Regions from separate parts of the Homo sapiens genome. Here region 1 is linked to region 2. Evidence: read pairs that join two places in POLR2A ChIA-PET (ENCODE). Cell type or tissue: PC-9. All regions are shown on one strand.

Region 1 (2,500 bases), 160 kb before region 2:
GCTGGTGCGAGGCCGACCCTGCCCGTCGATGTACTGGGTGAGGCGGATGTAGGCGATGCACGCTGCGTCCTCCCCAATCACGTGGACGTGTGGGTTTAGGATGGTGGTATGGATAGGCTTGCTGTTCTTGGACAGGACTGCAGGGCAGGGTGGGGTAGGTAAGAGGACATCAGGCCTGGGCACCTGCATTTTCCTCCCAGCCTGCACTTCCAAGTCTTACCATCTCCCAAGCAACCACTCCCAGAATCTCCAAGTACCGCCCCCCCCCACCCCCGAACCCCTGAACGCCCTCCAGAGGCCAGGATGCCACATTACATTAGTCTCCTTTATCCAAAAGGAACAGAAAGATGGGTAACAGTGACAGTACCTGCTGCGCTTTTAATCAGGCATTGTGCTGGGGTTTTACATGCCCGAGCTGTATTTCTTGGTGGATAATATTTTCTTCATTATAAGATGAGGAAATAGGCTCAAGGAATAATTTGCTCAAATCACACACCTGAACTCAGGACCATGTGACTCTTAACTAAAGCCTATAGATTTTCTATTCTGTTAGGCTGAGTTTAGATTTCATAAGGCTTGGCTCACCCCTAGCTAGGGCTGCAGAACAAAATCATGAACTTAAACCATTCAAAATTGATTTGTAATTTTTTTTAAGGCACCAAAGCTGAAATAGAATCATCAAAGCACCAAGCTCAGGATATTCCCAGGATTCTCTGGGGAAAAGGCAAAAGAAGTTGGATTGCCATTATCAGCATATGCTGTGAAAACTGTGTTGCTTTTATTGAGATTCACATTTTAGTTCAATTCAAATGTTAGACAGGGGCTACATGACACCTTCCTAGTACTAATATAAACTCTGGAATTGCTTCTGGCTAATAGAATTACTTAGATAACAGAGAGTTTATATATGTAGCTGAGATGTGATAAGGGTGGGAGCCAGCGGAGAAGTTAGTGACTAACTATAACTCAGGGCAGGATAGGGAAGGCCCAGCATAAAGTGGGAAGAGATAAAAATAAGGAAGGGGAGGGTCTCATAGAGCAGAGAGAAAGATGGGAGGGGGTGATGATTCAGCTTCTTATCCCCTTATTTTCCATGAACTGTCCAGAATGTACACCCCACCCCCTATACAAGACGTCTGCCTTCCTCCATAGTCAGGAAGATTCTAGCCACAACTTCCGATCTCGCAAATCACCAACAGTGCCCTGGTTTGCACATTCTTATCCTGGTTTTAATTTCCTCTATTGTGAAACCTGCAGACACAGAGCTTAGTTCTTATGTGCTGAGATCATCTCAACCTAATCTCAAAGGGTTTCCTTCCAATCCGTCTTGGAAAGAGGTGAGGCTTAAATAATTTTTTCTTTTTTTTTGAGATGGAGTCTTGCTCTGTTGCCCAGGCTGGAGTGCAGTGGCCTGATCTTGGCTCACTGCAAGCTCTGCCTCCCAGGTTCACATCATTCTCCTGCCTCAGCCACCCGAGTAGCTGGGACTACAGGCACCGCCACCACGCCCGGCTAATTTTTTGTATTTTTAGTAGAGATGGGGTTTCACCGTGTTAGCCAGGATGGCCTCGATCTCCTGACCTCGTGATCCGCCAGCCTCAGCCTCCCAAAGTGTTGGGATTACAGGCGTAAGCCACCGCGCCCGGCAAGAAATAAGTGAGCTTGATTGTGGTGACTGGCACTGCCACAAAGCAGCTGCAGAATGAATGGCACTTGGAGCTCAGGAGCAGGGCCTTCAAAGGTGCCTGTCTACAACCATCGGGGCACAAGGGGACAAGCATACAGAGTAGGAGTGCAGCACGAAGGTCAAATAAGGGAAAAGTGGGCAACTGGGATGAGAAGGTGAGCAGGAGACAGAGACAAAGGGGTAAAGGGGCAGGCAGGAGTATATCAGCAGCACGAACCCACTCACGATTCTCAAAGTAAAACTTATGGAAATCCATCCCCTCCACGAGGTTACCAAGGGCCTCAGGCTCAAAGGAAGTGAGGCCTGGATCACAAATCTTCCTACAGGGAGAAAAAAAAAAGCAGCCTATCAGGCTTCTATGGAGTGACTTGTCTTCCTTCCTTATCAGCGGTGTCTATCCAGTAGCAGCAGGCTACCTGTGGCCATGCCAGACAAGACAGCAAAGATCTTCCAGGCCTGCCTGCTGAGCCACTCAGCCCTGTGCTTTCGGCCCACTGCCAGGATACCATGGGTGAGCTCAGGGAATCTACCTGGAAGGGCTCCCAGTTTAGGAGAGGGCTTAACTCAGATACTTTGCCCAAGGTCCAACCTCCCTTTCCCCAGGGTCCTAATTGTTGTCTGGAAGCAGGGAAGGCCTTGGGAGATGACTTAGGTCACAAAAAAAAATGGGTCTCTACTTACGTGTAGGCCTCAAAGTCCCCATTGTTGATGGCTTCAATCAGCTGTTCTGTAATCTTAATGATCTCCTGTTTTCGCACTGTGGGGGAGAAAAATCCATCAATTTACCTACTGGGGAACCTCCCAAGTTACAGA
Region 2 (2,500 bases):
CCTGAGGACTGTAGGAGGGGCCACAGGCATGAATTTTACTTCATGGTGGAGGGAGGCTGTACTCAGTGACTGCTCTGGGCTATTCCCTTCGCGTGGTATTTTTTTTTTTAAACTAAATAATCCAGAATGTATTGATGCTGGATGTGTTAGTCTGAGTCCTCTTAAAAGACAGAATCAAGATGGCATTAAATGTGCAAGGAATGTATTAGGGAATATGCCTGTGAGAGAAAATGGGGAGGGAACCAAGACAGACCGAGATAGTCATTTTTCATGCTGTGGATGAAAAAATAAAGACAGCTGGACTCTAGAGACAGGGAATGAAGCAAGTGCCCATGAGAGCAAGAGGCCCCAGCAGAAGATGCCGAAATAGAAGATATTTTCCTTAGCACTTGACCACTTCCTTATTCTTTTTGTTCTGACTCTTATGAGGCTGGGCTGCAACTCCTTGAATGGTGCAAGATACTCTTCTCTCTGTGCAGTACATGGCTTTTTGTTTAAAGTCATCTGATTTCTAAGACGGCCACATGTGGGATAGAGTAGCTATGGGGAGAGAAACACCCCATTTCCTGACACTAGAGTGTGGGTAACCATGGAGAGAACCAGTGGGAAACAGTGGGGTCTCCTGCAGTGGTCATCTCATCCTCATGAGAGAGTCCACAGGGAGAGGAGGCCAGAGTGGTAGAGTCTTACAGATCTATTCCTGACACCTCAATAGATAGCTTCTCCCAGCAGGTCACACTGAGAGGTGACTTCTGGCAATTAGAGGAATGAGTAGTGAGTCATTGTTTTAATATTAATGGAAATATGACTGAAATTTGCGGTACTAGGCTAAAGCCAGGCATTTTGGTTGCCCAGGTAAAATACTTGCTTCACAACAAGACTACAGTCAACACTAATTATTTCTCGCCCACTTTCCAAGATTCTCTGTCATTCCATAAAATACCATGCTCCAGGGTCACTTTATTTATAAATCCACTCTAATTTTTGGAGCAATCATTCCTGAGCACACATAGTGTAATGCAAAGGTCCCCCTTGCTTGGAAGAATAAATCACATTTTAGGAATATTGCTAGGTGGATTATGGTCTGTCATTAACTCCCATTAAAAATTATTAGATCATGGGGCTCTAAAGCACTCTAATTATAAATATATTTAGAAGATGTAATAAAATAAAAATAAAACCTTTTTTTAAAAAGCAAATTTTGTATAGATCACATACTGAAAGGAAAACAAAAACTCCTTTGAGCTGGTTTTAATTTCTGTGTCTAACACTTAGGGCAGCAACCTTGGGCAAATTTCCTAATTTCTCTGAAATACAGTTTCCTTTTGGAAAATGGAGATTAATGAAAGACATAATTGTTTTCAGGATTAAATGAGAACATGTATGTGCAATGGATTATTTTTGATAGACACTGGACCTTGAGATTTTAAAAGCAGAATAAAAACTGTTATTTAGAAGTTACAAGCAGTTCCTCTCTACTAAGAAGTGAAGATTTGGATACACATCAAAAGTCCACTGTTATTTAGAAAATTAGAACATTTTGTAACATATTTATCATAATATCCCAAATTACAGTGCTGTGTTATCCTCAAAATGAGTTCCCAAATACAAATACTAGATGTGTACCTGATGCCAGAGGGGGTGTGTTTTGGTGATGGGTAAAAGGAAGCAATAGCCCTCTTTCTTGGGTGATTTTAATGCCTTTCTCTTCTTCCTAAGCTGGTACAAACCGTCTAGTATACTCTGGGTTTTCTTTTTCTTCTTCTTTTTAAAAATTTAATTTAATTTAAAATTTTTTTCCTTTTCCTCCTCCTCCTAATTTTTATTCATTATTTATTTATTTTTAGAGATAGGGTCTCACTATATTGCCCAGGCCAGTTTCAAACTCCTAGGCTCAAGCAATCCTCCCACCTCAGCCTCCCAAGTAGCTGGGACTACAGCTACCTGCCACCATGTCCAGTTCTAGATACTCAGGCGAGGGACATAGCTAAGACTGGGAAATAGCAACATGCATTAACCAGAGCTCTTTAGACTGCAGATGGGGGAATCCTAACTTAACCTAATTAAAGCCAAAGGGAATTTATTGGTTTCTATATTTGAGTGGTTCAGGGTATTCTCTGACTTTGAGTATAACCGGACTCAGGAGCTCAAACAATTGTTCAAATCTAACCCTCTCTCCCAATCTTTGTGCCCTGCTTCTCACAGTGATTTGGTCTCATTTTTTTCTTACTCCAGACTTCTGGGGAAAATGGCTCCAACAGTTCCAATTTCACATCTTTCAATGTTAGTAACTCCAATAGAGAATTGTTCTTTCTTAATACCCGTATATTAATTTCTGGGAAGGATTCTGACTGGCTCTTCTAGGGTTACATGTCTATTCTTGAATGGTTAACTGTCACCAAGGAGGTAGGATACTATGATTGGCTAATCCTGGGTCATATTCATTTCACTGTGATAATGTTGCAGGGGAGGCGGTTAGAGAAAAGAGATTCCTGTATTT

What was found. Peaks named below come from ENCODE experiments on the same cell type or tissue, not always from the same donor. Only the 100,000 strongest peaks of a DNase experiment are listed, where the experiment ranks them.
Region 1: POLR2A ChIA-PET joins it to region 2 with 8 read pairs; 5 of 35 experiments call an interaction of 5 or more read pairs at or near these places.

The regions. Positions count from the first base shown.
Region 1 is chr10:73,815,111-73,817,610 of GRCh38, forward strand. CAMK2G (calcium/calmodulin dependent protein kinase II gamma) reads right to left here. Exons shown (of 23, transcript NM_001367534.1): 20 at 2,369-2,444; 21 at 1,913-2,007; 22 at 1-137. Among named protein-coding and RNA genes, the nearest start is that of NDST2-ZSWIM8-AS1, 4.5 kb to the left of the region's middle. In PC-9, CTCF peaks have their summits at 221 and 424; a DNase peak (open chromatin) is centred at 1,261; H3K27ac peaks cover 839 bases.
Region 2 is chr10:73,979,600-73,982,099 of GRCh38, forward strand. No RefSeq gene overlaps it. Among named protein-coding and RNA genes, the nearest start is that of VCL, 17 kb to the right of the region's middle. In PC-9, no CTCF peak of the experiment used is centred here; no DNase peak of the experiment used is centred here.